Regions from separate parts of the Homo sapiens genome. Here regions 1 and 3 are each linked to region 2. Evidence: read pairs that join two places in POLR2A ChIA-PET (ENCODE). Cell type or tissue: PC-9. All regions are shown on one strand.

Region 1 (8,000 bases), 270 kb before region 2:
CGATGTGGGTGGAGGAGGAGAGAAACTAGAACAGGCAAGCAGATGGCCAGGGGACCTTGAGAACGTGGCCCACAGAAGGCCTTTAAGTATCTGGGAGATGGGGTTCAAATGGGAAATCTTACTTGGTAAGAGGGGGCAAAGGTTGACTTAGAATATTCTGTTTTGAGGTAATAAGCTACCGATCACAGAGGAGTACAAGCAAGGTTGAATGAGAAGTGATCAGGATGCTGGAGAGTTCAGCCCTCGGCAGGGAGCTGAAGTCAGGTTTCTAGCCCTCTTCCCTGTCCCAACCTTTACTCTACATTGGGAAAGAAACAGACCTTAAAATTTTCCAGCTTGATGGCCAGGTGCGATGGCTCATTCCTGTAATCCCAGCACTTTGGGAGGCCGAGGTGGGTGAATCACCTGAGGTCAGGAGTTCGAGACTAGCCTGGCCAACATGGTGAAAACCCGACTCTACTAAAATTATATAAAGAAATTAGCTGGTCGTGGTGGCGGATGCCTGTAATCCAAGCTACTCTGAAGGGTGAGGTAGGAGAATTGCTTGAACTCAGGAGGCAGAGGTTGCAGTAAGCCAAGACTGTACCATTGCACTCCAGCCTTGGCAAAAAGAGCGAAACTCCATTTCAAAAAAAAGAAAAAAATTTTGTCCAGCTTGAGTGGGGCATGAGTTTCTGACTAACTCATCGGCCCCCTGGCTAGGATCAGGGGGTCACTGTCCATTGAGAGCTGTTGAGTAGGGCCAGCAAAATCCAACAGAAAGGCCCCAGAAGCCTGAATGGGGGAGGAGGGGTAAGTGGGATCCTGGGCATGGCTGCAGAAAGTAGCCTCAGTTTTCCTTGTCTGCAGAATGGGCTGGTAGGATGAGATAATGGGGGTTGAGCAGTCAGAGGCCTTGACCAAAAGCTTTTTTTTTTTTTTTTTTTTTTTTTTTTTTTTTGAGATGGAGTCTCGCTCTGTCACCCAGGCTGGAGTGCAGTGGTGTGATCTGAGCTCACTGCAGCCTTCACCTCCCGGGTTGAAGTGATTCTTCTGCCTTAGTTGGGATTACAGGTGTGCGCCACCACGCCCGGCTACTTTTTGTATTTTTTGGTAGAGACAGGGTTTCGCCATGTTGGCCGGGCTGGTCTCAAACTCCTGACCTCAAGTGATCCGCATGCCTCGGCCTCCCAAAGTGCTGGGATTACGGGCATGAGCCACTGCGCCCGGTGATCAAAAGCTGTTTATAGTGAAGAAGTGACAAGGGAAGCCAGGGACAGACCACAGGCCTTCACAATAGCCCTTCACATGTTACCCATCGCCCCACCAACTCTCTCTCTCTCTCTCAGGTCCAGCTTTGAGCAAAGGACATAGGCAACTTCTCCCCGCATCTATACAGACCAGGCCCCTGGGCAGGGTGGGGCGTGGCTGCCTCAGTTTCTACGTCTCCTTGTTTTCCATCTGTGACTTTGGTCGTTTTTGCCACCTTCATCTCTGTCTCTAACTTCCAGTGTCTGTCGCCTCTGGGTAGTACTAATAGCTCCCTTTCCATCGTGGTCTCTTTCTTCCTCCCTGTCTCTCCCCTTTCTTGTTGTATTTATTCCTCACTCATCAAAGCCCATCTTTTTCGCTATGGTCCGGTGCACTTCTCTCTAGATCCCTTTCTCTTTCCCCACCCAGCCTACCCAGGTGGAAGTTTTCAACCAAATCAAAGGCAGGCAGGACAGCTGACACCAGCGCTGACTCCTTCAGCACGTGCGGGAAGGGTTGGGGAGCCCCGGGGACATCTGGAAATCGTTACCCCGAGGTGGGCAGGCCTGGCAGAGGGAGGAAGCAGCCAGGAGGTTCTGGACCCTGGAGCAAAGGGGGGTGTTTCTCATGGATGTCCTGAGGTGCTGGGGGCAGTGCAGGGGTCTCTGTCTGTATCTCTGACACCCCCAGGTCTCTGTCCTTCTTTCTGTGTCTCTGTCTCCCCCACCCCCTGGGTCTCTGAAATCCTGAACTTCTCCATCCCCTTCTGTCCGCCTCTTTCTGACTCTCCATCCCCCACTCCGTGTTTCTCTGTGCCCCTCTTGGAGTCCCTGTCTCTCTGTCTCTGGGTCTCTTAATCACTCCATCCATCCATGTGCCTGCAGGCCTTTCATTGGCTGGATTGGGGTGGGCGGGTTCTGTCACCTGGGGCAACAGCAACAAACCAGCTCCTGCTTGGCTACAGGGAGGGGGTGGAACCATGGCCAGTGGCACCCTGGCTGTGCGCTGTGGCCCCCCGTGGTCTTTCATCTCTGCAACCGAGATGCCTGAATCCTGGCCCAACTGGCATCTCACCAGCAGCTACGTTACCCATGGCATTATCCCACCCGTACCCTTCCCCCCGCCCACGGTGCAGGTGGGCAGACCCTAGGCTGAAGCCCTGCGGGGCCTGGGGACCCAGAAAGATGGGGGCTGAGAAAAGGGGATTGGGAGCTTGGACTCCTCTCTGAAGGAGGAGGGTCCTGGAGTCCTGGGTCTGAGAGAGGAGGCGCCAGGGAATTTGGATGCCAGGGACTGCAGAGGAAAGGGCTGGGGGCCGACTGGAAGAGGTCAGAGTTTGGGGTGGGGGGTGATAGGGACTCCTGAGTCTTTCTAGCTGATGTGCGGCGCCTTCTCTCCAGTCCACGGTCGCGGACCCTCTACCTCCGACTGCAAAGCAGGATTCTCGCATCTGGGCTTTCGACGAGGTCCTCAGCAGATGGGAGACAACCTCTGGCTCGGCCTACGTGCCCAAGACCCATGGCGGGCCCTGCGCCCAGCCCAGAGCCCCAGAGCCTGCAGACCCCACGCGGACTGTGGGGATCAAGGATTCAGGAGAAAAGGTAAGATTTGGGGAGCGCCGGAGTCTGCGGGGGACTGCATTTGAGTCCCCTGCTCCTTCACATGAGTCTCTGGGTTGCCTTTCCGCAGCTCAGACACCGCAGCTGAACCCTCCTACTGACCACAAAGTACCAGAGCAGCGAGACGAGGGCGCAGTACACTTGCTCTCCCGGCCCGGACGCGCGCGCCCCCAAATACGTCGGGCCCCAGCCCCTCACAACTCTCGGACCACCACCGCGGGGGGCCTTCCCAGGTGTCTGGGTGGAAGCCGGCGCTGGCGAGACCAGCGGAGCTCCGGGAGCCTGGGGCGGGGCCAGAAGGAAATCACAGCTTTGGGGCGTGGCTAAAGGATCTGGGGCGGGATCGGGAGGTTAGAGGAGCGGGAGGAAGGGCTGGGCATCCACGCCAGGCCAGAAGGACCAGGGGCTGGAAACTCGCCTTCAGGGCTCCTAAGCTGCTGCGGAGCTAGACGGCGGGCTGTGGGTGGGGAGGAGACTAGAATATTCTGAGACGTGGTAGGGTGGGAGTTAGGAGAGGTAACCTGGAGTTGTTGCCCAAGATGCAGCTCAGCTCCAGTGGCCACACCAAGAAGGCTTGAGACCGGGGGCAGAACCAGGGGGATTTTGTGGTGGCTGGGGGCCTGCATTTGAGTTCCTTGACCAGCAGGAGGGCTTGGATTTAGGGAGGTGAGGCTGGGAAGGGTTCGGGTATGAGAAAGGAAGCTGAAGTTCCCTGGCGTGGGTGGCAGGAAGGGCTCTGACCCTGGGGCGGGGTGTGAGGGCCGTGGCCGTCATGGCTGTCGAGGCCGAAGGAGAGGGATTCTGAACTCGGGACCCAGGACTTGGGATGGGGTATGAAATCTATGTCTTGGGTATGCCTCCTCCCCCAATCTTGCTCAGGCTCTAATCGCCTGCACGAAGAACCCCGCGCTGTCTGGCCCACCCTTCACAGTATCCGACCGGGGCGTCCTGAACCGCCGCCAGCTCTATCTGACCACCTCGGCGCGGGACTTTCGGTTCTATCCCAAGTAAGCCGGGCTCTCGCTCGGCACCGCCTCCTGCACAGCCCCCGCCATGGCCGGTGCACGCCGAGCCCCTGGGCTGGCTCCCATTCCCTGACCGGTGGTCTCAGTCTCGACTCCTATAGCAGCAACAACCACAGTTCAGACCCCAGCCCCTCCCTCTTTTAGCACCCAGGAGTCCTTAGTGTCACCTCCAGGAACCGCGGTAGGGACAGGAAGCCTGCACAGCGGCTCGAGGGGATTCTGGATCTGAGGGCAGGGCCTCCTTCGGTACTTGAGCCCCCACATGCTCCTTCGCAAGGAAGCGAAAGCCCCCGTTTCCTTCCCTAGGATGCGAAAGCTCAGCTTCCAGGACGTTAAGTACCTCGAGGACCCAGGAACGCAGGCAACGCGTGCCCGGTCGCGTCCTTCCTAAGGGGTGCTCGCCTGGAAATGCAGGAGTTTGAATGTGCAGACTCCTTAGATCCCGAGGTCTGAAACTCGTCCCCAAGGATCCAGCTGTATCCTCACCATCCCGCCCTGCTCCCACAGGACGGAGCCGTCCGGATACCCCCGCAAGGACTACCTGACCTACTGGAGCTTAGAAGAGACGCCCCAACTCTGGAGTCACGACCCGCAGCGGCAGCCCTGTCTCTGCTCTTCCAGGCCGCCTCGAGCGCCGCACGGCGGGCCATGTCTCCGGCTCAGGAAACCTACAGCTCCTCGCCGCACCCGCTCCGCCGGCTCGACCGCTTCCGCCCGCTGGAGGCGACTTGGGGTGGCCCCCACTGGAAGCCCCTGCCGGGCATACACAGCGTCCCGAAAGCCTACAGCACCGAGAACTCCCGCTCAGGCCGCTGTAAGCCGGGGCTAGTGGGAGCCTGCCGGGCCAGCCCCACCCCAGACACGCCCCCTGGCGTGGGGGCGGAGCAGAGCTCTGGGCAGCCGCTCACTACGCGGTGTCGGACCTAGGTGGGCTCGCACTCATTAAGTCTATCCGCAGTGTGGGGACAGGACTAGCCCAGACACGCCCACTCAGCTGCGGCTGGATCGCGGGGAAGGGACTAAGTCCAGACAATGTCCTCCGAGGCTGCGGCCCCGCGGGCAGGACACACCTCCTGCGGGCCTATTCAATAATCAGTTAAATCACCTGAAGCACACGCATTTCCGGGGACCGCTCCGGGCATCCTGGCTTGAGGGTAGGGTGGGCGGAGGTTCCTAAGGGAGAGGTGGGGCTCGGGCTGAATCCCTCGTTGGGGGGCATCTGGGTCAAGTGGCTTCCCTGGCAGCACAGTCACGGGGAGACCCTCTCTCACTGGGCAGAAGCTAAGTCCGAAGCCGCGCCCCTCCTGTTAGGTTGGACTGTGGTGCAGGAATGGCTCAAGTAGAGGAGGGTTGAGGCTTCAGTCCAGCACCTTTCTCGGGTCACGGCCTCCTCCTGGTTCCCAAGACCCCACCATAGGCAGAGGCAGGCCTTCCTACACCCTACTCTCTGTGCCTCCAGCCTCGACTAGTCCCTAGCACTCGACGACTGAGTCTCAGAGGTCACTTCACCGTGGTCTCCGCCTCATCCTTGGCGCTAGACCACTGAGGGGAGAGGACTGGGGTGCTCCGCTGAGCCACTCCTGTGCCTCCCTGGCCTTGTCTACTTCTCGCCCCCCGAAGGGTTAGTGTCCAGCTCACTCCAGCATCCTACAACCTCCTGGTGGCCTTGACGCCCCCACAAACCCGAGGTATAAAGCCAGGTACACCAGGCAGGGGACGCACCAAGGATGGAGATGTTCCAGGTAAGACTGCAGGGCCCCTGGGCACCTTCCACCTCCTTCCAGGCCATCACTGGCATGAGAAGGGGCAGACCAGTGTGAGCTGTGGAAGGACGCCTCTTTCTGGAGGAGCGTGACCCCCAATAAGCTTCACGTGGGGCAGTTCCTGAGGGTGGGGATCTGAAATGTTGGGGCATCTCAGGTCCCTCGGGCTGTGGGGTGGGCTCTGAAAGGCAGGTGTCCGGGTGGTGGGTCCTGAATAGGAGATGCCGGGAAGGGTCTCTGGGTCTTTGTGGGTGGTGTACCCTGGGGGATGGGAAGGCCAGGGCTCAGGGCTGTGGTCTCAGGCCCGGGTGAAGCAGTGTCCTTGTCCCAGGGGCTGCTGCTGTTGCTGCTGCTGAGCATGGGCGGGACATGGGCATCCAGGGAGATGCTTCGGCCACGGTGCCGCCCCATCAATGCCACCCTGGCTGTGGAGAAGGAGGGCTGCCCCGTGTGCATCACCGTCAACACCACCATCTGTGCCGGCTACTGCCCCACCATGGTGAGCTGCCCGGGGCCCGGGCAGGTGCTGCCACCTCAGGGCCAGACCCACAGAGGCAGCGGGGGAGGAAGGGTGGTCTGCCTCTCTGGTCAGGGGCTGCGGAATGGGGTGTGGGAGGGCAGGAACAGAGGGCTTCCTGGACCCCTGAGTCTGAGACCTGTGGGGGCAGCTGGGGAGCTCAGCTGAGGCGCTGGCCCCAGGCACATGCTCATTCTCCCACTCACACGGCTTCCAGACCCGCGTGCTGCAGGGGGTCCTGCCGGCCCTGCCTCAGGTGGTGTGCAACTACCGCGATGTGCGCTTCGAGTCCATCCGGCTCCCTGGCTGCCCGCGCGGCGTGAACCCCGTGGTCTCCTACGCCGTGGCTCTCAGCTGTCAATGTGCACTCTGCCGCCGCAGCACCACTGACTGCGGGGGTCCCAAGGACCACCCCTTGACCTGTGATGACCCCCGCTTCCAGGCCTCCTCTTCCTCAAAGGCCCCTCCCCCCAGCCTTCCAAGTCCATCCCGACTCCCGGGGCCCTCAGACACCCCGATCCTCCCACAATAAAGGCTTCTCAATCCGCACTCTGGCGGTGTCTTTCTGTGGGCTCAGGGCAACCACACACACACAGGGTGGGTCCAGCTTCCAAACCATTTTATACAAAGTCACAGTATCAGAACTCTGGTAGAAAACAGGGTGGACGGCGGGGCGCGGTGGCTCACGCCTGTAATCCCACCACTTTGGGAGGCCGAGGCAGGCTGATCATGAGGTCAGGAGATCGAGACCATCCTGGCTAACACGGTGAAACCCCATCTCTACTAAAAATACGAAAACTTATCCCGGCTTGGTGGTGGGCGCTTGCAGTCCAAGCTACTTGGGAGGCTGTGGCAGGAGAATGGAGTGAACCTGGGAGGGGGAGCTTGCAGTGAGCCGAGATCACACCACTGCACTCCAGCCTGCATGACGGAGCGAGACTCCATCTCAAAAAAAAAAAAAAAGAAAGAAAGAAAGAAGGAAAGAAAGAAAAAGAAAAGAGAGTGAAGATGGGGGACGACATCCAGCTCAGGAGGTGTCCATGGTCTGGCCTTCTGTGGGGAGAAGGAAGGCCACATGATTGGTGTGGCCCAGGGGGCAGGGCCTCAGCCTCCTAAGCCGAGCTCCGTCTTCCTCCCTCTGACGTTGGCACTGGCAGTGCAGGTGTGGGGGGGGAGCGGCTTGGGGACTTGAATGGGATGAAGGGGCCGAGGGGGATGTCATCTCTTCCATTCTCCTTCATCCACTGCCTCTCCCTTCCCCTCCTCCCCCCTCCCCTCCGTCCATCTGCCTCCCATCCCAGCCAGGAGCCATCACCTAAGTAGAAAAGGGGCCTCTGGAAAGGGGGCGGGGCCTTGACTCTTGGGTACCCTGCACTTGAAGAGGAACTCTGGGAGGGGGTTGTTCAGGGATTTGGCCCCTTCCCCATCTGGCTGTATAACCTTCCTGTGCTTTTCTTCCCCTAGCCGGTTACCCCTCCCTCTCCTGAGATGTCAGGAAAGAGGGGGCCACCTGCGTCCTCCACAGTGGTCCCCGAAGCCTGGGGTTCCCAGCCCCAGAGCTCCGAGGTGGAAGAGTTGCTACAGCTCTGGTGACCACTGGTTGTTTCCCAGTCTTCTCCACGCCAACCTTTCCCAGAACCACAGGCTTCCAGAATGTTGTAGGGAAACTGCAAAATCCGCGCCTCCACCAGCCTCTCCCAGCGCCAGGTCAATTTCACACACAGGGAAACTGAAGCCTGCCTCAGAGGGGCAGCGTTTTACCTCCTTAGTGGCAGTTTTGAGGTGAATCAGGGTCTCCCTAGGATTCCAGGTTGTGGACTTTCTCTAAATTGTGGAATGTGGCCAG
Region 2 (8,000 bases):
TGGGAAGCCGAGATCAGGAGATCGAGACCAGCCTAGCCAACGTGGTGAAACCCCATCTCTACTAAAAATACAAAAATTATCCGGGCGTGGTGGCGCATGCCTGTAATCCCAGCTACTCGGGAGTCTAAGACAGGAGAATTGTTTGAATCCGGGAGGCAGAGGTTGCAGTGAGCCGAGATCACGCCATTGCACTCCAGCCTGGGCAACAAGAGCAAAACTCCATCTCTAAATAAATACATAAATGAAATAAAAATACAGAAAATCGCCAGGCATCATGGCGCATGCCTGTAATCCCAGCTACTTGGAAGGCTGAGGCAGGAGAACCACTTGAACCCAGGAGGCAGAGGTTGTAATGAGATGAGATCGTGCCACTGCACTCCAGCCAGTGTGACAGAGCAAGACTCTATCTCAAAAAGAAAATAAAAATAATAAAATTAAAAAAGAATTCACAAGCGTCACCCCTACATATATATATACACACATGTATATCTATAGGCTGGAGTACAGTGACGCATTCAGTGTACTGCAGTAATCACTGCAGCCTCGACCTCCCAGACTCAAACAATTCTCTCACCTCAGCCTCCCAAGCAGCTGGAATCACAGGCATGTGCCACTATGCCTGCCTAATTTTTTATTTTTATTTTTGTAGAGACAAGGTCTCAATATAATGCCCAGGCTGGTCTCAAACTCCTACGCTCAAGTGATCCGCCCATCTTATCCTCCCAAAGTGCTGGGATTACAGTCATGAGCCACTGCACTGAGCCTAATTTTATTATTTTTTATTTTTTGTAGAGACAAGGTCCCACTAGGCTGATCTCAAACGATCCTTCCACCTTGGTCTCCCAGTGTTGAGGTTACAGGCACGAGCCACCACCCCCAGCCTAAGAGACTATCATCAATGATTTTTTTTTCTTTTTTCTTTTCTAGAGCAGGTACAATGTAATCAATTATTATTATTATTATTAAGACCGAGTCTTGCTCTGTCACCAAGCTGGAGTGCAGAGGCATGATCTTGGCTCACTGCAACCTCTGCCTCCTGGGTTCAAGCAATTGTCCTGTCTCAGCCTCCCGAGTAGCTAGGACTACAGTTGTGTGTCATCACACTCAGCTAATTTTTTTTTTTTTGTTATTTTAGTAGAGAAGGGGTTTTACCATGTTGGCCAGGATGGTCTCTATCGCTTGACCTCACGATCCACCTGCCTCGGCCTCCCAAAGTGCTGGGATTATAGGCGTGAGCCACCGTGCCTGGCCATCAATTTATTATGATGATGATGATGATTTTTGAGATGGAGTCTCAGTCTGTCACCCAGGCCAGAGTGCAGTGGCGCAATCTTAGCTCACTGCAATCTCTGCCTCCTGGGTTCAAGCGATTCTTTTGCCTCAGCCTCTCGAGTAGCTGGGATTACAGGTGCCCGCCACCAAGCCCGGCTAATTTCTTTTTTTTTTTTTTTTTGAGATGCAGTCTCACTCTGTCACCCAGGCTGCAGTGCAGTGGCGCCATCTCGGCTCACTGCAAGCTCCGCCTCCAGGGTTCACGCCATTCTTCCTGCCTCAGCCTCCCGAGTACCTGGGACTACAGGCGCCCGCCACCACGCCCAGCTAAATTTTTTGTATTCTTAGTAGAGACGGGGTTTCACCGTGTTAGCCAGGATGGTCTCGATCTCCTGACCTTGTGATCCACCCGCCTCGGCCTCCCGACGTGCTGGGATTACAGGCGTGAGTCACCGCGCCCGGCCTTTTTTTTGGTATTTTTAGTAGAGATGGGGTTTCACCATGTTGGCCAGGCTGGTCTGGAACTCCTGACCTCAGGTGATCCGCCCGCCTCAGCCTCCCAACGTGCTGGGATTACAGGCGTGAGCCACCGTGCTCAGCCTCAGTGATTTTTGAGAATGTGAAGGGGTCTTGGGACCAAAGGGTTCAAGAACTGCTATCCATGAGCAGTGCTGGGCACACAGTGAGTAGGTGTGAGTGTTGGCGCTGCAGCTCACTTTGGAAAATAACTTTGTGTTGGTGCCTCATGCCTGTAATCCCAGCATTCTGGGAGGCCAAGGCAGGAGGATTACTTGAGCCCAGGAGTTCGAGACCACCCTGGGCAACATAGTGAGACCCCCCCTCCTCTACAAAAAATAAAAAAATTAGCTGCATGTGGTGGCGTGTGCCTATGGTCCCAGCTATTCGGTAGGCTGAGATAGGAGGATGGGTTTAGGCCAAGAATTCCAGGTTGCAGTGAGCTGTGTTCATGCCGCTGCACTCCAGCCTGGGTAACAGAGCAAGACCCTGTCTCAAAAAAAAAAAAAAAAAAGAAAGAAAGAAAGAAAGAAAAAGAAAAAAAAGAGTCCAATTCTGTGAGAAAATGAATATCTGCAAAGAATAATTTTTTTTTTTTTTTTGAGATGGAGTCTCGCTCTGTCACCCAGGCTGCAGTGCAGTGGCGCCATCTCGGTTCACTGCAAGCTCCGCCTCCCGGGTTCACGCCGTTCTCCTGCCTCAGCCTCCCCAGTAGCTGGGACTATAGGCGCCCGCCACGACGCCTGCCTAATTTTTTGTATTTTTAGTAGAGACGGGGTTTCACCATGTTAGCCAGGATGGTCTCGATCTCCTGACCTTGTGATCCTCCAGCCTCGGCCTCTTAAAGTGCTGGGATTACAGGTGTGAGCCACCAGGCCCAGCCAGATTAAATCTTTAATTATAATTTAATTATATAAGACTTAGGGTACTATAGGCCTTCATGGCTTTAGAAAACATTTTTCAAAATATTTAAAGACATTTTCATGCTTAAGGATGTCTTCATTTTAAAATAACAAACAGGACTAGGCGCCGTGGCTCACGCCAGTAATCCCAGCATTTTGGGAGGCCGAGGTGGGTGGATCACCTGAGGCCAGGAGTTTGAGACCAGCCTGGTGAACATGGCGAGACCCCTGTCTCTACTAAAAATAGAAAAATTAGCCGGGTGTGGTGGCGGGCACCTGTAATCTCAGCTACTCTGGAGGCTGAGGCAGGAGAATCACTTGAACCTGGGAGGTGGAGGCTGCAGTGAGCTGAGATCACAACGCTGCACTCCAGCCTAGGCAACAGAACAATACTCTGTCTCAAGAAAAATAAATAAGTGTGTGTGTGTGTGTGTGTGTGCGCCCAAGATTAGGACACAAAGAATCACACAGGCATAATGGGGCCTAAAAACTGTTTTTTTTTTTTAACTGTTTTTTTTTTTTTTTTTTTTTGAGATGGAGTCTCGCTCTGCCGCCCAGGCTAGAGTGCAATGGCGTGATCTCGGCTCACTGCAACCTCCGCCTCCCAGGTTCAAGCAATTCTCCTGCTTCAGACTCCCGAGTAGCTGGGACTACAGGTGTGAGCCACCACACCGGGCTAATTTTTGTATTTTTAGTAGAGACGGGGTTTCACCATGTTGGCCAGGCTGATCTTGAAGTCCTGATCTCAGGTCATCCTCCTGCCTCAGCCTCCTAAAATGCTGGGATTAAGCCATGAGCCACTGCGCCCGGCCGTTAAACTGTTTTATAAGCTCTGTGTGTGTGTGTGTGTGTGTGTGTGTGTGTGTGTGTGTGTGTGTGCTTAAGACAGTCTTTCTCTGTCACTTAAAAAAAAACCTGGTAAATAGCGGGCCCTACCTTTCCTACTGAAAAATAAATAAATAAATAAAATAATAAATCCAGGTAAATACATCTCAGCTGTAATAACCCAGCCACAGCGTGCTGTGTGTCAGGCCACGCTGTGGTGTGCCTGCAGCACCATCTGGTGGTCAGTGTTGAGTATAAAGTCAAAGGCCAAAAGAGGAGAAGGCCGGGCGCAGTGGCTCACACCTGTGATCCCAGCACTTTCCGAGGCCGAGGCGGGAAGATCACTTGAGGTCTGGAGTTTGAGACCAGCCTGGCCAACATAGTGAAGCCAGCCTGGCAGGAGAATCCCTTGAACCCGGGAGGCAGAGTTTGCAATGAGCTAAGATTGAGCCACTGCACTCCAGCCTGGGTGACAGAGTGACACTGTGTCTCAAAATAAATAAATAAGTAAACTAAAAATAAAAAATGGAAAACTAAGGAAAGAGGCAATTTACAGAGTGAGTCTCCAAATACAATTTCATCAGTTAGCAATGTGTAAAAATTAAAGTAGAGCTTCCTCTTCAAAGAGACTTTCCTCCTCGTCTACTTAGGAATAAATAGTAACTTCTCTTAGACGCAAAATGTATTCAAAGACCTGTGCTAACATTCTTAAATATCTGCTAGCCGTAATAAAGAAATCAGTGTACTTTATGTTTTTAGCTCCCACAATTTACCCTAAATATTTGCCCTGGCATGCTTATACTGGTCCAAGCAAGCATTAGGTCACAGCCTGTTCCTCTTCCTTATTTGAAGGTGTTTTTACCTTTCTCAGCATTCCACAAGTCACTTCCCCCTTCCTTTGTTCTCCTCTGCCTTTGCCTCTTTTAAAAAGTTCCAAGTTGCTAGCCAGTTGGGACAAATACAGAATGTGAGGTCCCGTTCCAGCCAATGGAAACCCGACACGGCAGTAGAGTGGATGCGTCAGGTTATAAATGACCCTGTCTCCTTTGTTCGTTGTACTCTTGTGGCAAAACTGCTGGCGAGTGTACCTTTTCTGCAGAAAGTAAAAATGGCCTTGCTGGCCGGGCTCAGTGGCTCATGCCTGTAATCCCAGCACTTTGGGAGGTCAAGGCGGGCGGATCACCTGAGGTCAGGAGTTTGAGACCAGCCTGACCAACATGGAGAAACCCCGTCTCTACTAAAAATACAATATTAGCCGGGCGTGGTGGTGCATGCCTGTAATCCCAGCTACTCGGGAGGCTGAGACAGGAGAATTGCTTGAACCTCGGAAGCCGAGGGTGCAGTGAGCTGAGATTGTGCCATTGCACTCCAGCCTGGGCAACAAGATCGAAACTCCATCTCAAAAAATAAAAATAAAAATAAAAATGGCCTTGCTGAGGAAATTAATGTTCAAGTGCTATGTCTTTTTTTTTTTTTTTTGAGGCGGAGTCTCACTCCGTTGCCCAGGCTGGAGTGCAGTGGCACGATCTCGGCTCACTGCAAGCTCCGCCTCCCAGGTTCACGCCATTCTCCTGCCTTAGCCTCCCAAGTAGCTGGGACTACAGGCACCTGCCACCACGCCTGGCTAATTTTTTTTTGTATTTTTATTAGAGACGGGGTTTCAACGTGTTAGCCAGGATGGTCTCTATCTCCTGACCTTGTGATCCACCCGCCTCGGCCTCCCAAAGTGCTGGGATTACAGGCGTGAGCCACCGCGCCCGGCCTCAAGTGCTATTTCTTTATGGCACCAAGGAATAAGCATTTCTAACAAATGTGTGAGTGGTTAAAACCATTTTTAGGGCATTATACAAGTTTACAAACATCTCAAGGGATGAGTGTTTGGAAAGACTCCCCTGAGGTGATGTAACACTGGCTGGCTGATCATAGTGGCTCAAGTTTGTAATCCTAGCACTTTGGGAGGCCGAGGCGGGTGGATCACCTGAGGTCAGGAGTTGGAGACCAGCCTGGCCAACATGGTGAAACCCTGTCTCTACTAAAAATACAAAAATTGGCCCAGTGTGGTGGTGGGCAGTAATCCCAGGTACTCAGGAGGCTGAGGCAGGAGAATCACTTGAACCCCGGAGGCACAGGTTGCAGTGAGCCGAGATTGTGCCATTGCACTCCAGCCTGGGCGACAGAGTGAGACTCCATCTCAAAAAAAAAAAAAAAAAAAAAAATAGAAACACTGGCTTAGGCAGGGCGCGGTGGCTCACATGTGTATTCCCAGCTTTTTGGGAGACCGAGGCAGACAGATCACTTGAGGTCAGGGGTTCGAGTCCGGCCTGGCCAACATGGGGAAACCCTGCCTCCACTAAAAACACAAAAATTAGCCAGGCTTGGTGGCAGGTGTCTGTAATCCCAGCTATTTGAGAGGCTGAGGCGAGAGATTCGCTTGATCCCAGGAGGCAGAGTTTGCAGTGAGCCAAGATGACACCACTGCACTCCAGCCTGAGTTAGACTCCATCTCAAAAAAGAAGAAAACAAAACAAAACAGAAACACTGGCTTAGGCATTTATGAAAAACCCACAGCAAACATCCTACTCAATGGTGAAAGACTGACAATACACAAAAGAAAGAAAGAAATTCGTAACAGACATAAATGGAAAGACATCCCAAGTTTATAGACTGGAAGACAATAGTATTAAGATGACGATGCAGCTGGGCACGGTAGCTCATGCCTATAATCCCAGCATTTTGGGAGGCTGAGGCAGGAGGATTGCTGGAGCCCAGGAGTTTAAGATCAGCCTTGGCAACTGATATGGTTTGGCTCTGTGTCCCCACTGAAATCTCATTATGAATTATAATCTCAGCGGGTCCAGGGAGGGACATGGTGGGAGGTAACTGGATCGTGGGGGCAGTTTCCCCCATGCTGTTCTCGTAGTCATGAGTGAGTTCGCACAAGATCTGATGGTTTGAAACTGTGGTGGTTCCCTCCTCTAGCTCTTTCTCCCTCCTGCCACTATATAAGACGTGCCTTGCTTCCCCTTCCCCTTTTGCTATGATTGTAAGTCTCCTGAGGACTCCCCAGCCCTGTGGAACTGTGAGTCAATTAAACCTCTTTTCTTTATAAATTACCCAGTCTCGGGTAGTTAGTTTTAACAGCATGCACCTGGTCTCTACAACAACAACAACAAAAACTTAGCTGGGTATGGTGGCACCTGCCTGCAGTCCCAACTACTGAGAAGGCTGAGGTGGGAGGATTGCTTGAGCACGAGGTCGAGGTTGCAGTGAGCCATGGGGTCGTGCCACCACACTCCAGCCTGGGCAACACAGTAAGGGCCTGTCTCAAAAAAAAAAAAAAAAAGTGATCTAGTAACTGAATTTAATCCATATCAAAATTTGAACATCTGGCTGGGCGGGGTGGCTCACAACTGTAAATCCCAGCACTTTGGGAGGCTGAGGTGGGCGGATCACCTGAGGTCAGGAGTTCAAGACCAGCCTGGCCGACATGATGAAACCCCGTCTCTACTAAAAATACAAAAATTAGCCAGGCATGATGATGCCTGTAATTCCAGCTACTTGGGAGGCTGAGGCATGAGAATCACTTGAACCCGGGAGGTGGACGTAGCAGTGAGCTGAGATCGCACCACTGCACTCTAGCCTGGGTGACAGAGAGAGACTCCATCTCAAACAAACAAACAAAACGTGCAGAATGCTAAAGACTAAGCAAATAAGTAATAGCTACCATGTCCAGAGGCTTCCTCTAAGCCCGCTAGAAGGCACTGCCCTACAGTATTTCTCTCGTTTCCACTTGTGCAGATAAGAATACTGAAATTCAGAAGTCTCCTGCCCCTGGTTACTCCAGTAGTAAGAGGTGGGGGAACTCAGGCTCTCTCTCTTCATTGCCCACATCCTGAACCACTGCTCATGTTATATGCCCATATTTTGCATGTAAATTCAAAAGATTTAGGCGTCAGGTCCCGATCCTTTAACCCCTGGTTACCAGTCCCTGTTCTAGTCCACCCCTCAGGAGGAGGCAGCTGGAGTATCTGAGGTCAGTCACACGTGCAGTCTGCCATGCTTACATGACCAACACTTGTTTAAAATTTTGTCCCCCGGACTGCGCACGGTGCCTCACGAATGTAATCCCAGCACTTTGAGAGGCCGAGGCGGGCAGATTCCTTGAGCCCAGGAGTTCGGGACTAGCCTGGGCAACATGGCAAAACCCCGTCTCTACTAAAAATACAAAAATTAGGCCCAGCATGGTGGTGGCTCACGCCTGTAATCCTAGAACTTTGGGAGGCCGAGGCAGGCGGATCACAAGGTCCAAGAGTTTGAGAACAGCCTGGCCAACATCATGAAACCCCATCTCTACTAAAAATACAAAAAGTAGCCCGGCATGGTGGCAGGTGCCTATAATCCCAGCTACCCAGGAGGCTGAGGCAGGAGAATCGCTTGAACCCAGGAGGCAGAGGTTGCAGTGAGCCGAGACTGCGCCATTGCTCT
Region 3 (8,000 bases), 160 kb after region 2:
CCAGGAGCTGTCCCACTACCGCGCCGTGCTGTCCCGATACCAGGCCCAGCACGGGGCCCTGTGAGGCTGCCCCACATCCCCACCTGGCGGAGCTCTCCTCCGCCTTGCTGAGACTTACGCCCTGTTCCCTTCCTGCCCTGTGGCCCACGGGCCGGCCAGCTGGGTGCCCCAGGGACGTGATAATGCAGATAAATACATTTATATTTTTAAGAAAAAGCGAGCCTCCCCCCTCCCTTGCGGGGGCGGGGAGGGTTCTCTGTGTGTGTCCCCGGCACGTCAGGGACCCTATCCTCCCACCGCCTCCGTTAACACGATCCTGAATAAATCTTGAGAACCCCAGAGCCAGCTGTTGTGGAAGAAGAGGGCAGCTCCCTGGCATACTGGCTGCAGCCCGTGGGCAGCTCCGGGCTGTCGTCCATAGAGGGCAGGCGCTGCTGGAAGTGCTGGAGTCTGAGTCCTCCCGCGGGCTGTCGGATGGAGGAAGGGCAGAAGGTCTGAGAGGAATGAAGCGACTGCCTTTATTGCATAGACCTTTTCAATTGCTTTTTAGATTGGGGACGGAGGACGCGCATGAGACGAACAGGGGATATGAATTTCCCCGCCCCCACCCGCGGGGAGAGGAACATTAGTGCAAATCCTAGCGCCGGCCCCGGGGAACCTGCCCCTCCTGGGCTGATTGGCCAGCTAAATGGAGGCACCGGAGTGGATGGGGCGAGGCTGCGGGCCCTGACCGGCCGACTCACTGAGGCCTACCCCAGCCAGTACATTCCAGGTCCTGTCATTGGGCGACGCGTAAAATAGACTCCGCCCTCAGCCATCCTGGCCGGGTAGGAGCAGGTGGCAAGCGTCAGGACTGAGCCCTGCCCCGTAAGGGCGGCCCCAGATCAGACGCCAGGCCCCGCCCTCATTGATCAGGCACTACCCTCGGGACGAGCCCATTTCTCTTTAACCGTGACGACGCCCACCTTCCAGCATCACGTCTGGTCCCATGAAAGCGAGCGCAATCCTGAGACGGGGCCAGGGCCCCTGCCACCACAACTCTAGCAGCCAGGCCACACCCCCTAGCTCAGGCTCCGCCCCATTGGAATGTAGGCCCCGCCCCCGGCGGGTACCAAGCTTGTTTAGTTTCAGGGCTCCCGCCCCGGGCAGCCAGGAGGCCCAGTGAGCAGTGTACCGATGCCAGGGTGCATCTGTGCCTGTAGCGGCCCATACTCCACCTGCTCCCCGTCCACTGTGAGCACGCCGCGTGGTGTGAGCGGCTCTAGGCGGAAGGCACGGGCCGCGGCGTAGCCCAGCTGCGGACAGCCCAGGCTGAAGTGGCTACCACGCTCCATGGCCAAGAAAAGGCGCAGCAGCGCAGCCCGCGAGATGCCGCTACGCACCCAGCACAGGTGCACCAGGCCGTCGTCGAAGCGCGCATGCGGAGCTGCCACCAGGTCAGCGCCTAGGTGGCTGGGCGAGATGGCCAACATGAGCACAAAGTCCCCCTCCAGCGTCACCCAGTCTGGGGGCAGCGGGGTGCCCAGCGGAGGCAGCAGGTGGTCGGGCGGGCCGCAGGTGGAGGCCCCTACCCGGGCATCAGGGGTGGGAAGTGGGAGCCCAGAGGATGGGGGAATTACGGGGGCCCCTTCGGAGACGGGTGAGTGTAGAGCTGCCTTGGGAGAGCCAGGAGGTGAAGACAGCAGTGGGTCCGGGGACAGCGGAGCATCCCCAGCCCCACCCCAGTCCCCAGCCAGCTCTGGGCCCCCACCGTTGAGGGACAGGATGGGCAGGGGTTCTGGCGAGCCAGGAGAGGCCAGGGCAGGCTGGGGCAGGGGAAGAGGCAGGTCAGACACAGAACGATGCAGGGGTGAGTGGGCCATGGGCGGGGCTGGGTCTGGGGTTAGGGTCAGCTCCGACTTGGCACGAGGCAGGCTATGGGCAGGGGTGGGCGAGGCAGGTTCCACAGTGGCGGGGAGGTAGGAGAGGCGTCCGCGGTAGGTGTGCAGTGTGGCGAGGCCCAGCACCGTGCCCAGTGTGAAGCGGGCACTGCCCAAGGCCCTGAAGCGCTCGCTCTGGATATCCACATCTGACACGAAGCCCCAGGCCACAGACAGGAAGGAGAAACAGCGGGAGCCCGAGGCCAGCGTCACGGAGAGCAGGTCCAGTGGGTGGCCACCACCCCGGCACAGCAACAGTGAGCAGTTGAGCAACAGGTCGAGGCCCAGGGCTGGCTCAAATCTTCACAGCCGGAGATGGACGGACACACAGAAGGAAGGAGCAAACAGGGGTTGGGGAAAGAGACAGGTAGGAAAGCAGCTGGCAATGAGACCACGAAGGCCATGGCCCAGGCCCACCACAGCCGTGGGGCCACCTCCAGGCGACTCCTTACGGGGCCAGGTTCCTGGTCATCTTTCATTTGCTCCCTACAATTCACTGAGTGCCTCCCATGCCAGGCAGAGTTCTGGGCGCTCGGGATACAGCTGGGAAGCAGGCAGGCAAAAATGTCCAGGAGCTGGGGGTGAGCATCCCACAGGCAGGCTGATTTACTTGACTGACTGTGGGTTTGGCTGAGTGGGAGATATAGGGGTCCCTATCACCCCAGGAGGGGCTCATCCCTCCCTTCGTGGTATCCTCAACCTACCCCCCGTGCTGGTTCACTGCTCCGGCCAGCGCGTTGCCCGAGCCGCAGGGGAGGATGCCCACAGGCATCTTCACAGCTTCCTCCCAGTCAGGGCGATCTAGGAGCCCGTTCAGCACCTGGAGGGTGGGAGACCAGAAGCCTGGGTCCTGGTGGCAGTCTCTATAGTCCCCCAGGGCCCAGGGCTAGGGGCAGGGTGCTCCTGCTCTACCTCATGGAGCAGCCCGTCTCCCGAGACCGTGACGATGCCATCCCACTCACTCAGGCTCAGCCCCTGGACCAGCTCCCGGGCGTGGTTCTGTCGTTCTGAAGTGGGATACCGGGCTGTTAGGCAGGCTGTCCCACCCCAGCCCCATAGACCCAGGAGTCCCACCCACCACTTTGCTCCCTTAGGACTCAGCTGTCCCAGCCCCCAGCTCCCATTCTCACTGGCCCTTACCTGTCTGGATGAGGTTGAAGGACAGCCCAGCTTCAGAGATCATGGGAAGCACGTGGTTCTTACACCACTGCCAGGCCAGGCCCCGACCCCCAAAGGGATTGACCAATAGAAGCAACCGGGGCGGCCGAGGTAGCAGGTCAGGGGTGATCTCTGTGGAGAGAGGTTAGGGTCTGCAGAGGCCAGTGACCCAGGCCCCCCACCTTGGAAACAGTCCCTTCATCAGCCCCCAACGGAATTGGTGGAGGGCTGGCCCCTGGGACCTGCTGGCTCTCATGTGGCCAGGCCTAGGTATGCAGCCCTGCCCCAACTCCTAGCTGCTGAGACAAAGGCAGGGCTTAGGTGTGAAACCAAATGCCCTTTGTCCCCATGTGTGGGAGGAGCTGTAGTTCAGAGCTGTGGTTCCCACTTTCCTCACCCCAAACACCTATTACCCAGGATTAGGTTACTTCCAGCCCTTAGGGGCCCCAGGCAGGATTAGATGCCACCTCTGAACTCCAGGGAAGCCCTAGACCTCTGTTGGCACCCATCACTCTGGGTGGTACCTGGTCCTGTCTCAGGCTGCTGCTCTCACCACCCTGGGTGACTCACCTGTGGTCAAGACCCATGCAAAGGGGAAGAGGATAGGAGACAGAAACATAAATCTAGCAAGAGAACAGCAGATGTAAATCACTTTTCTCTGCCTGCGTTTTTGTTTTGTTTTGCTTTTTGTGATGGAGTATCGGTCTTGTCGCCCAGGATGGAGTGCAATGGTGCAATCTCGGCTCACTGCAGCCTCTGCCTCCCGGGTTCAAGTGATTCTCCTGCCTCAGCCTCCCGAGTAGCTGGAATTACAGGCATCCGTCACCATGCCCGGCTAATTTTTGTATTTTTAATAGAGACAGGGTTTCGCCATGTTGGCCAGGCTGGTCTCGAACTCCCGACCTCAGGTGATCTGCCTGCCTTGGCTTCCCAAAGTGCTGGGATTATAGGCATGAGCCACTGCACGCGACCTCTGCCTGTGCTTTTTTTTTTTTTTTTTTTTTTTTTGGAGACAGAGTTTTGCTCTTGTTGCCCAAGCTGGAGTGCAATGGCACGATCTCAGCTCACTGCAACCTCTGCCTCCTGGGTTCAAGCGATTCTCCTGCCTCACCCTCCTGTAGCTGGGATTACAGGTGCGCAGCACCACACCCGGCTAATTTTTTGTATTTTTAGTAGACATGGGGTTTCACCATGTTAGCCAGGCTGGTCTCGAACTCCTGACCTCAGGTGATCCACCCGCCTCAGCCTCCCAAATTGCTAGGATTACAGACATGAGCCACCACATCCGGTCCTCTTGTCTTTTTGTTCCTTCTGTAGCCCATCCCTGTGTATCACTCCTAACGGATCCAGAGAGATACATCACCCAGACACACAGAAAAATAAAGACACAGCTGCCTATGGAGGAAATTCTGCAGAGACACCAAGGTGGCTCCAGGATAGAGCAGCTGCCCAGCACCTCACCCCCATCCCCGGGCAGTGGCAGTCCTCGGAGCAGACAGGTGAGGGCAGTGGCCCAGCGCTGGGCCTCGGCACGGTTCTCTTCGTAGGTGGCGGCCCCATCTGCCCGGAAGGTGCGAGTGGCTCTGCGCCGGGCCCCGCGCCGGCCCCGAGGGTAGGTGTAGATGCAGAAGTAGGCCGCTGAGTCTGAGGGGCTGCGGCTTCGCAGGGTGCAGCAGCCTGAGACCTCGGCCAACGGGACCAGGCCACCCCGGGGCCTGGCTTCAGGTTTGGGGCGCAGCCGCTGTATGTGCAGGGCCTGCGATGTAAGGGTGAGGGCAAAGCGTGGGCCTCGGGCTGGGTAGGAGCCAAACTCGCCATGGAGGAGCGGGGTGCTGGCAGCCAGTGGCGGTGGGGGCGGGGCCATGGCCTTAGCCCTGACCAGGGTGCTCCTAGGCCCGTGGCCCCAGCTCCCGGTCAGCTCCTGGTCTGGCCTCTGTGGGAAGGGAGGAGAGAAGGGGTGAGAATTCAGGACCCCATGGCAGGGGCAGGGAGGGGCAGGGGCTGTGGACAGGAGGAGACAATGAGGGGCAGTGGCAGGTGAGACAGGAGCATCAGAGACAGACAGGCTCAGACAGGTGTGGGCAGACCTTGAGGATGCGGGACAGAGGCCAGCATCCCAGAGGGGGCCGGAGACCCGGGCATGCAAACATCCAATCATTTATTCCCCAGTAAGTATTCAGTACCCTTTATGTGCCAATCACGGTGCTAGGCCTAGCAAACACAGCAGGAGACAAAATAGCCCCAAATCCTTGCCTTCATAGGAATAGATAAACAAGAGAAAGGATTGAAATATACAGGTGGTTGGGTGATGATAACGGGCTTTGGGGGAAAAGAAGGCACAGGAAGGGGAATGGATAGTGGGATTGGATATGCAGAAACAGACATGCAAAGACTGAAAGACACACCTCCCCGACACCCCCACCCCCCATACGGTGCAGTGGGTAAAACAGCAAAACAATCACAAACGCAATAGAGATAGGGTCTGAGAGCCAGAGAAACACTGAGAGGAGACAAACAGGGTCAATGAGGTGAAACTCAGGCGATGAAAGATACTTAAGAGAGTAAGACTTTTTCACCCCAACGAGAAAGGCAAGACAGAGTGGAAGGGAGAGCAAATAGGAGGGGTACGAGGCAGGCATGGAGACAGCTGGAGAGAAGGGATATGACAGGGACTACGGGGTCCGAGAGGAGCCACATGCGAGCGCCTGCAAGGGGCAGGGGCCAAGAGCTGGTCCCTGAGCACTGACCTGGGTGTCTGGCCGCCTGCTCTCCAGGGAGCGGGTGGGAGCAGGACTGAGGTCCCTTCCCCACAGGCCCTCTCCCTGCCCTCTGCCCGGATTCTGCCTCCTCCTTTCGCTCACCTTTGTTCCCCACTGCCCCGCCCAGCCACCTGCCAGTCCTGCCCCTCACATTCCCCAGGCCCAGAGCGCCAGGACAGCCCCCCACCCCCCACCGCCTGTGGACTCACCCTTAGGAACTACATCTGCCCCCCTATCCCCAGCGGCTCTCTCGGGTCCAGGACGTCTGCTTCACCCCCAAACCTGCCCTGGCCCCATTATGGGAACCTCAAATCAGGTTCAAGCACAGAGCCCTAGATGTCCTCCAGTCTTGGGCCTGGGTCTCTGTCCCTGGGTCCCCGAGACCTGGACCTGGGTCTCCATCCATTGGTCCCCAATCCATAGGCCTGCGTGTCTGGCCCTGGGCCCCCAAACCGCCATCCGCACTCTTATTTCCAGAACCCAGTCCCAGGCCTGGCTGGGTTCAGTCCTGGCCCAGGTTTTCCATTTCCATCTCCCACCCCGGTGCCCCAGTCCCGGGCCTGAGTCTCTGTTCCTCTTGGTCCCTCAGTCCCCTAGACTCCGGTCCCTGCCCCGACCCCCGCACCCTCCTCACACGCCGGGTCCTCCTCCAGGCGGTCCCGCAAGTCAGCACCAACAGCCCCCATCAGACCTAGGGGTGGGGGGAGGGTGTGCATCCGCTCAGCCAATGGCCGTGCAGCCGGCCTGGGCCGCACCAATACGAGGGCGCGGGGGGTGGAGCCAGTCAGCTCGCGAGCTTGGTGCAGGGACCGGCCGCGGGAGAGGCCGAGAGCTGGGCGGGGCCTCGCGCTTCGGGAGACTGGCCGCCATCGTGGGTGAGGGCCGACGCGCAGCGGAGACGACGTCGCGGCCCCATAGACAGCGCCGTTGTCGCCATCTTTGTTAAGGGAGAGTGGGCCTGTCTCATCCATTGAATTCACAAAAGAAAAGGGGCGTGAGGGAGGAGGTCTTTAGCTGCAAAGACAGAGACTCTAACACGCGTAACAAAGGCCCAGAGATCCGATCCAGACACAGAGCAAGGCAGAGACCCACAGAGGTTGGATGAGGCAATAAGAGAGCTGGGAGGAGAGGGAGAGTGGGGAAAGTGAAGGATACTTTTTTTTCGGACAGTTACAGAGTCAGAGAGACCCAGAGAAAAGCAGAGATATAAACAAGAGACCAAAACAGTGGGATTGAGAATGTGCAAGGTAAGGATACAAGAAAACCCTGAAAATGACAGACACGGAGACAGATGGAGACAGACACTTCTGGAATGGAAGCCGCGAAGGAGAGGCTCATTAATTCAGACTTATTTATCTCAGGCTCAAACCAGAATGGAAGCGGCATGAGATAAACATCTGCCCAGTGAATGAACCAGTCACATGGCAAGACAGAGACAGAGAGATGGGGACAGTATCTCTAGGTCAAAGGTGAGGGAGGGAGAGAATATTGGAAGCCCAGGGGCTGGGAGGAACTGGGACAGAAAGTGAAGATGTTGACAGATGCACCGAGGCAAAGACATGGTGAAATTGAAAGAAAGGCAAGTATATATTAGGAGACTTAGAAACAGAATTGCATAGAGAGAAAGAGATATGCATTAGGAGACAAGGACAGAGCTCACTAGAAAGTGACAAATGTAGGCTGTAGGCCAGGCGTGGTGGCTTACGCCTGTAATCCCAGCACTCTGGGAGGCCGAGGCGGGTGGATCGCCAGGTCAGGAGTCCGAGACCAGCCTGACCAACATGGAGAAACCCCCGTCTCTCTCTCTTTTTTTTTTTTTTTTTTTGAGATGGAGTCTGGCTCTGTCACCCAGGCTGGAGTGCAGCGGCACGATCTAGGCTCACTGAACCGCCTGCCTGGTTCAAGCGATTCTCCTGCCTCAGCCTCCTGAGTAGCTGGGACTAGAGGCACGTGCCACCACGTCCGGCTAATTTTTTACATTTTTAGTAGAGACAGGGTTTCACCGTGTTAGCCAGGATAGTCTGGATCTCCTGACCTCGTGATCCATCCGCCTCAGCCTCCCAAAGTGCTGGGATTACAGGCGTGAGCCACCTCACTGGTCCAAAACCCCCATCTCTACTAAAAATACAAAAATTAGCCAGGTGTGGTAGCACGCACCTGTAAT

What was found. Peaks named below come from ENCODE experiments on the same cell type or tissue, not always from the same donor. Only the 100,000 strongest peaks of a DNase experiment are listed, where the experiment ranks them.
Region 1: POLR2A ChIA-PET joins it to region 2 with 14 read pairs; 2 of 35 experiments call an interaction of 5 or more read pairs at or near these places.
Region 3: POLR2A ChIA-PET joins it to region 2 with 12 read pairs; 10 of 35 experiments call an interaction of 5 or more read pairs at or near these places.

The regions. Positions count from the first base shown.
Region 1 is chr19:49,052,977-49,060,976 of GRCh38, reverse strand. CGB7 (chorionic gonadotropin subunit beta 7) reads left to right here and starts at 3,228. Exons shown (of 5, transcript NM_001385261.1): 1 at 3,228-3,515; 2 at 3,729-3,856; 3 at 4,382-5,616; 4 at 5,969-6,136; 5 at 6,372-6,703. The coding sequence starts at 5,602. The coding sequence ends at 6,686. It also overlaps the pseudogene LOC124904739 and a transcript of NTF4 not described here. RefSeq lists enhancers at 3,948-4,800, 4,801-5,654, 6,329-6,879. In PC-9, CTCF peaks have their summits at 4,570 and 4,769; DNase peaks (open chromatin) are centred at 4,466 and 4,816; H3K4me3 peaks cover 2,040 bases.
Region 2 is chr19:48,784,066-48,792,065 of GRCh38, reverse strand. No RefSeq gene overlaps it. Among named protein-coding and RNA genes, the nearest start is that of BCAT2, 23 kb to the left of the region's middle. In PC-9, CTCF peaks have their summits at 3,755 (motif pointing left), 6,989 and 7,252 (motif pointing right); DNase peaks (open chromatin) are centred at 3,755 and 7,255.
Region 3 is chr19:48,622,901-48,630,900 of GRCh38, reverse strand. It overlaps SPHK2 (sphingosine kinase 2), which reads right to left. Exons shown (of 7, transcript NM_020126.5): 3 at 4,539-5,010; 4 at 3,060-3,209; 5 at 2,832-2,926; 6 at 2,624-2,739; 7 at 496-2,220. The coding sequence ends at 1,128. DBP (D-box binding PAR bZIP transcription factor) reads left to right here. Exons shown (of 4, transcript NM_001352.5): 4 at 1-871. The coding sequence ends at 64. Among named protein-coding and RNA genes, the nearest start is that of SPHK2, 7.4 kb to the right of the region's middle. RefSeq lists an enhancer at 2,715-3,215 and silencers at 3,275-3,569, 6,498-6,737. In PC-9, no CTCF peak of the experiment used is centred here; a DNase peak (open chromatin) is centred at 3,540; H3K27ac peaks cover 2,496 bases.